Regions from separate parts of the Homo sapiens genome. Here region 1 is linked to region 2. A link is a contact called in ENCODE Hi-C or POLR2A ChIA-PET data. All regions are on one chromosome and are shown on one strand. The core of a region is the stretch at or near the end of the contact, and the rest is flanking DNA. Distances in the headings are between cores, read along the strand shown. Region 1 overlaps FYN (FYN proto-oncogene, Src family tyrosine kinase). Region 2 has its middle 57 kb from the start of CCN6.

What was found. Hi-C counts contacts between places; a loop is a spot of excess contacts on that map. ChIA-PET counts read pairs that join two places held with the same protein, here RNA polymerase II (POLR2A). Pooled maps may share reads with other maps.
Region 1: a map of GM12878 shows a loop between it and region 2 (4-fold over the local background). The contact joins two enhancer-like sites. A Hi-C loop is called at or near these places in 4 of 168 maps with a recorded cell type or tissue (GM12878, naive thymus-derived CD4-positive, alpha-beta T cell and natural killer cell), 8 of 37 single-sample maps with no recorded cell type and 12 of 50 pooled maps. POLR2A ChIA-PET finds 5 or more read pairs at or near these places in 8 of 52 experiments (CD4-positive, alpha-beta T cell, CD4-positive, alpha-beta memory T cell, activated CD4-positive, alpha-beta T cell and 4 more).

What each region holds. Positions count from the first base shown.
Region 1 is chr6:111,842,512-111,846,356 of GRCh38, reverse strand. All of the region lies in intron 2 of FYN (FYN proto-oncogene, Src family tyrosine kinase), which reads left to right. Among named protein-coding and RNA genes, the nearest start is that of FYN, 29 kb to the left of the region's middle. RefSeq lists an enhancer at 3,347-3,456. Within about 2 kb of position 2,521, at least 10 of the 41 ENCODE cell types and tissues checked have a DNase peak (open chromatin) inside an H3K27ac peak, as active enhancers do.
Region 2 is chr6:111,994,978-111,998,623 of GRCh38, reverse strand. No RefSeq gene overlaps it. Among named protein-coding and RNA genes, the nearest start is that of CCN6, 57 kb to the left of the region's middle. Within about 2 kb of position 1,348, at least 5 of the 41 ENCODE cell types and tissues checked have a DNase peak (open chromatin) inside an H3K27ac peak, as active enhancers do.

The DNA.
Region 1 (3,845 bases), core at 1,272-3,771, 150 kb after region 2:
TGGTAATTTATGGGAACATATGTTTTGACTATAAGTTATGGCTCCCACCCCAGAAATAGAATGGAACAGCTGTCCCATGGCTGAGGAGCCTTCAGGCTGGGGAGGAATGGGGAGCGCCTATCCTCAGGCTGGTCAAGGAGGTCGTTTTCAGTCCATTCATTGTTGTTTTTCCTCCACTCTCAGATGGCTGCTGCTCACCTCTGCCTGAGCCGTATCTTTGAATTGCAGCCACTGTGTAGCAGGTCATTCTTTCATTAATGTAACATTTTTTTGGTTCCTACTGGGTGTTAGACATCATGCTGGACTCTCTTGAGACAAAAGTGAATGTGACTGACAAGTACTCAGGTAATGATGGTACAATCTGAGAGCTGTGCAGAAGGGGCTTGGAAGCTCTGACTGAGGGCTGAGCTATCCAGAAAAACTCCATGATGGAGTGGGTGTGAGGAGCTGTGAATGCATTCTTTCTCTGAATGTTTGCTGAGCCTTCTCTGCCTGTACGTCTCTCTGCCTCCCCAGGTGCCTTGAGTTCCCCCACTGAAAGGCTGGACGTCGCAGCTCTCGCTAGCCACCCAGGCGTCCTTTTCGGCCCCCACTACTCTGCCCAACCACATTGCCTTGGGTGTAACTTTTCAGCTGTTCTGAGTTATGTTCCTCAATTCCCTGGCCACTTGGGGGCTGCCCCTTCATCATCTGAGAATGACTTGGGGTTATTTCTCATCTTGATTTGAGTGCAAGAGAGGCTTTTCTTTCTGAACTAGAGCCATTCTGAATGCAGCTCGTTTGTCTCTAAGTTAGGGAAGTATACTATCTGAAACATTGTTCCAGAACAATTGTGAGTAACTCCTGACCTTTGACCCCATGCAGGCACCTAGCTTCTGCAGGATGGCCTGTGATCTACTGCTAGTCACGGGCTTTTCAGCTCATACAAACCAGGGCAACTTGGGGAAATAACACAGCTCTAGTTAGGACAAGGCAGAAGGAGCCTTTTTAGAATCCGCATGCACTCAGGTTTTGGCTGTGGAAGCCAGGGATTGGCAAAGACTGTCGCCTATGGGAGGTCAGTATACTGTGACCCTTCTGGACTAGGCCAGGTCCACAGCAGGCAAGAGCCTATGGGTGCCAGGAGCCCCCTCAGGGCAGTATTGTGCCTTGGAGCCCAAAGAAATGCCTGGCATTTGCCCCAGACTGCAGGACTTGCCCTCCCCTGTCCAACTCAGGCAGTGAATCCTGCAGCCACAGGAGGGGGAAGTCCATTCATCTGGGTTCCCAGTCCTGGCCCCATGCCGGGCAAACAGCAGGGCTCAGTTAGTGGGGTGTGGGGGGCACTGAATGGAATGTGTTCAATTTTGCTTCACTTCTGCTGTTAACTTCCTGTTAGACCTTAGAAAAATCATTTCTCCTCCCCAAGTTTCATTTTTCTTATCAGTAAAGTGGTCCCTTTCACAGGACCAAGTAAAATTACTCGCTTTTAAATTGAAAAACACAAACCAAATACATTTTGTTTTTGTTTTTGTTTTCTGACTTGGGTCTTGAATTAAAATGGAAAAAGGGCTGTTGGCCACCAGTCTAAAGAATGCCAGGTAAGACCAGTTATGGATTGGGACTGAAGGAGCAATGAGTGTCTAACAAAAGAGTGAACACGGGTGACTGACCCGTGGTGTGGATGTCTGTAAGTGCACAGGGAATCCAGATTAAGAGAAGCTAAACGGGTAGAAATGCTGCTTGGATGGAGTGAGTCTGAGGCACCTCTGAAAGGCTCTGCCTGCACCCTCTCCTCAGTCAAGTAGTTGATGACCTGAAAAACAATCATTGCCTTAGGGGAGTTTGCTGTTTTAAAAGCTCTATTCTAGAAGTTCCACTTTCAGAACCTTTTTCTGTTGCTGGTAGAACACTGTTGAACACGGATCTATCAACTTTTCTTTTTGTCTGTGTTTACCTATCCAGAAGAATCTAATATAGGATGTGCATCTGTTGTATAAGTAAATGATACCTGTTGGCCAACTCCAGTGGAGAAAAATTGCCAAAGTTACAGTGTTTGTTCTTCATGTGGATTTTTAAGTTTCCTCTTTTAGTTGAACGTTTTTGTAAAGACAGAAGTGGAAAATTAGCTTTATTTTGACATGCTAAAGCTCAAAGACAAGTTAGCATAAATTCTGTATTAATTAATATCTATGGTTTATTGAACTTCTGCTATGCAGAGTGCTTTATATCATCTATGTTACACTTCACTGTGACAGCAGTCCTGTGAGGGAGCTATGAGAGGCTCAAGGTGCTGTAGTTATAGTAAGGATTCTACTCAGATCTGTCTGGGCTCAGAGCTTTCCCCTTCCCATACCCCACCTTACTTTGGAGTTTATATAATATTTGAGACAATATGTTTGTGTGCCTTATTTTTTTTTAAGTTTCGTAAGTTCTAAGAAAGCGGCATTTGTTACTTTTTAGAGAGCTCTTCCTTGACACTCCCCTAAAGGCCCAGGCTGGATGGGGTTGCCCTATCGCCACGGCCGCTTCAAAGCTGTCATTGTGGTTGCATAGTTATCTGTGCAGTGACTGTCTGACAGCAGTGTTCACTGTGGAACTGCAGGCTTTATCAGCTCAGAATCCTTATCTGTGCCAAGCCTAGTGCCTAACTCATAGTAGGCCCTCTTAAAAAATTGAGCAGGCATGAATGAGTGGAAACCATGCTTGTTAATAGCATTATGTGGCGATAAGACCATCATTCCTTGACTTGCTCCCCAAAAGTACAAAGTTTCAAGCAGACAAATGAACAGATCATTCTTAAAATTGAACTAATCTGGGCAAGCAAAGAGAGTTCAAAGATAAAAGAGGGGGACGCAGTAGTGCACAAGGGAAACATTAAAGCAAATATTTTCTTTTCCACAGAATCTTTTAGAATTCTTGAGGGTTACAGTTCCAGATATCATTGCTTTAAGTGTATAAAGTGTATTTTTAAAAAGTGAAACCCATACCCATTTAAAAATTGAAAAATATGTAATCAAGTTGTATCAGAACAAAAATGTGCTTTTTGTGTAAAAAGCTAATTAAATGGAGTCATCCTATTTAGTGATTTAAAAGGATTTGATTAAAATAATATCCACTTCAACTACTCTCAAAGGGCTGAGGAGAGAGGTTTGGTTTCCGTGCATCCTGGATGGCCTTTGTCTGGTGTGATTAAAGGTATTTCAGTGCCTGCCATGAGAGAGGCCCCTGCCATTTCTGCAGTTTCAGTGAGACCGAGAATTCCTGCAGTGTCATTCCAACTGTTTGCAGGGTTTAGACAGCTGCGTTCAGGCCACAAATATGGCCACAAACACTACTGCCTATTTGATAGACACAGAGGCCTTCCGAAACAAAAATTGTCATTCAAAAAGAAAAGTAAAAAGAAAAATTACCTCCTGCCTTAGAATTGTTTACTTTTCCTCTGAGTGAGTGAGTTCTTTGAAATGTGTTGGTCTGTTAATGTAGAATGTACATGGAAGTTGCTCCATTTTTCAGTGTTTCTTTGGTTTTAATAAGTCCCAAGAGAAATGATAAAAAACCTCCTAGATTCTTAGTGTGGGGATAATTGTCTTGTGGGGGGAAAATCTAATTCTAAGTAATCGAGGGTTAGAAATTTGAGGCCGCATCAGGAATCCAGCTTTAAAGCCATGTCCGCATGATTTCTATGCAGCTGGTTAAGAGGTGGGAAAATTAATTCATACAAGTTTTTTCTTTTGTGGGAAGAATAAGATTTCCGGGGTCAGAGGCCAGCAGTGTTTACATGGGGTATCCAAAGGCCTCACAGTGCTGGTTGCTGGGGTGACATGAGGATGTGTCTCCAGTGTGAATAGGGGGACATTGGCTTT
Region 2 (3,646 bases), core at 99-2,598:
GTTTGGTCAAGAAGAGAATCTTTGTGGGGACAATGGTTGTTGCTAAAAGAAACTAGGACAAGTCTAATAGAAATTGTATAAAGGGTATTCACATGTAATATACTTCTTGCTTCTGATGTGTACATTTTCATAACTCTGAAAATGTCTCTGTAAGTTTGTGTATTGATAGGGCACGTGGATTAGGCCCTGAGAGTTAAGGCCCTTTAAGCAAATGCTTGGGTCCTTGATCTAATACTACTGGGAGGAGGAAGCACAGGTGAAATTGAGAAAGCCCCAAGCACCATTATGTGCTCATAGCTTAAAACACAACAGCAAAACATGGAGCATTTCTATGTTGAAGCTTGGTTAAAAGGCAACGGCAGGCCAAACCCAGTTATTACAGCAAATATGTACTGCAAATCTATCTGCCTTCAATTGGTTGAAGTTACAGGAAAATATATTCCCTCATTCCCTAACCCCCCAAACCCCTTGCAAAACACATCCCACAAATTCCCATCCCCAACAGCAAAGTCATGGGCCATGAACTGCGATGTTAGCCTTTCTCTAAAGAATCTGCTCCTGGCTCCTGACAGAGTTTGGAAGTCATCCTCTGGCCCCATTCTTCGCTGGGAATGAGCGCCATCAGCCTGTGCACACACTTGGCCTGCACATCACCCTGGAGACTCAGAACCTGGCTTCAGAAGAGTGGGAGGGGCAGAAGACGGAAGCAGAAAGCAGGGGCGAGGGCAAGAACCCCCTGGAGCTGATTGCTGCTCTGTGAACGCACCAAGGTCAGGGGAAGGAAATCTTCAATAGTCGACAGCCTCAGGTAGAAATGGAGAGCTGGCCACCTCTAGGGAGCGGCTGTCAGTGAAGAAGGGTGAGCGGGAACCCCTGACCTCCTCACAGCGCCCGGAGACATTGCTCTTCTCTCCTACTCTCCTGTCCGCTATTTCAACCACACACACACACACACACACACACCCTGCAGTAAAAGAGTTGATGCTTTCCTATGGGAACTCTCTGGTTGAAATCCTAAAGGCAAGTGAAAGGGCTTTTTAAAACCAATCCCAATGATCCGTTTGAGGGAAAAGAAATAAGGCAATGTTTGGAATAGCATCTCCAGCACTGATGGGAGTAAGTGGTACCAATGAAGTGAAATCCTCAGCTGTCAGTCCTGGGCTTCTCTACCAGGGGAAACAATGAGAAATGTTTTTTGTTACCTCGCCTTTGTTCGTTGGAAATTTGATCAGAATTCCCATGTCTGCTATTTTCCTTCTGTACGCTTAACCAAATGCAAAGTCTCAGGCTCACGCTAGAGGTCGCTGTTGATCACATCCGAACCTCACCTCCCAACGCAGGCAGGAGAGGCAGGCTCACCGCCGCACGTCTTCACTGCAGTGGGAACAGCCTGCAGGCTTTGGTGGCAGGAAGATCAGTTTGGCCACACCCGGTTCAGGTACAGCGCATCGGCCTGCGAGGACGTTGCTTTTTATTTCACAGACAAAAGTATAAAACGAGGATAAAGCAGATAATTAAAGGTGCTTCAAATTAATTTGAATTTTTTTAAGTACTGCATAATTTATGACGTTTCAACACTTCCCTTCCCCTCCCTGTCTGACCCCCCAACCATATCACTTCTTCCCCCACTTCCATTAAGCAGTTTGAGGAGTGTACAATATGAAGGACTTGAATAAAAGCCCAGGCTTAAATATGGACCATACCTGCAGTTAGCCGCTATCACTGACACCACTGGGCTTGTATCCTTCCCAGCTGGTTCTACGCCCAGAATATAAAACAGCTAAGAAATAAAATGACAAGACAACAGGGCCGATAACATTGTAAGCAATTACAGCCTCTCTTGATGCTGAGAATCCTAAAGACGCCACCCAAAAAGCAGTATTCTAATCGAAGGCCATTATTAATGAACCAGATCTCTGCTTGGCTGACTCCTATTCTTCCTCTCCTAATTATATTCATCTGCTCCTTCTTTGGTCCTAACTTTGGAAATTGCTTTCAGCACAGACCAATCCCAAAGGCGAGCTGGAAGCCAGAGCTGAAATAAAAGTCGGCGGTATTATCATTTTGAGGCAAGTCACGAAGTATTTATTGTTTGCTGCATTTCCACTTCTGCCCTTGACTCTAGACCCAAAGTAGAATTGCAGTGGTGATGCAGTGACATCATACACGCAGACACCGGTGCAAAGCAGTGTCTCATTCAACATTAAGATTGTGGCACTGACGGCAAGGCTTAGAAAAATTCCCAAAAGATAGGGTCCAGAGCACTGGTGTCAACTAAAAAAGGTTTATTGGTAAAGAGTGTGGCTTTGACAACCCCCGACATGGGAAGAGAGCAGAGGCTGCAACAGCCTAGCAGGGGCCAGGATGCAGCCACGACCGTGGCTTCTGTGAGGAGGCTTATTACATGAAAGCAGCCGAGAACTTATTACGAGAGGCAGCCTACACTTGGGTCCCAGGCGGAGGTGCTGTCACTGAGTAGGATGAGAGGAAAGGAACCTCTAACAGTGTTATAGCAGGAGGGACATGGCATAGGTGTAGTTTAGAGGGAAGGAATCTGACTGTACATATTTATTTATTTATTTATTTAGAAGGAGTCTCTCTCTCTTGCCCAGGGTGGAGGGCAGTGGTGCGATCTCAGCTCACTGCAACCTTTGCCTCCCAGGTGCAAACTTTGCCTCCCAGATTCAACCTGGGAGGTACAACCTCAGCCTCCCAAGTAGCTGGGATTACAGGCACCCACCACCGTGCCTGGCCTAACTTTTGTATTTTTAATAGAGGGGTGTTTCACCATGTTGCCCAGGCTGGTCTTGAATTGCCGACCTCAGGTGATCCACCTGCCCCAGCCTCCCAAAGTGCTGGGATTACCGGCGTGACCCACTGTGCCCAGCCCACCTTTTTAATATTGTGGTAAAATATACTGCTATGTTCTGAATGTTTGTGCTTCCCCCAGATTCATATGTTGAAACCTGATCCTCCAATGTGATGGCATTAATTTGGGGAGGTGACTCAGTCATGAGGGCAGAGCCTTCATGAATGGGATTAGTGCCCATATAAAAGAAGCCAGAGGGAGCTTGTTGTCCTTCTGCCATGTGAGGACACATAAAAGGCATTGTTTATGAGGAATAGGCCCTCATCAGACACCAGATCTGTAGGTGCCTTGATCCTGGACTTCCCAGCCCCTAGAACTGAGGCTGTTCTGAGAGCAATAAATTTCTATCATTTATAAAATGCCCATTCTAAGGTATTTTGTTATAGCAGCCCAAACTAAGACATATATATATATATATACACACACACATATATATATTATAAAATTTACTATTTTCATCATTTTTAAGTGTACAATTCAGTGGCATTAAGTAGATTCACAATGTTGTGCAACCATCACCACCACCCATCTTCAGAACTTTTTTATTATCCCAGACTGGAACTCTGTAGCCGTTAAGCACTAATTCCCCATTTTCCCCTCTTCTCACTTCTTGGCAACCACCAGTCTGCTTTCTGTCTCTGTGAGTTTGACTATTCTACGTACCTCATAAAAGCGGAGTCATACAATATTTGTCCTTCGGTGTCTGATTTATTTCACTTAGCATCATGTTTTCAAGGTTCATTCATGTTGTGGCATGTCAGAACTTCATTCCTTCTT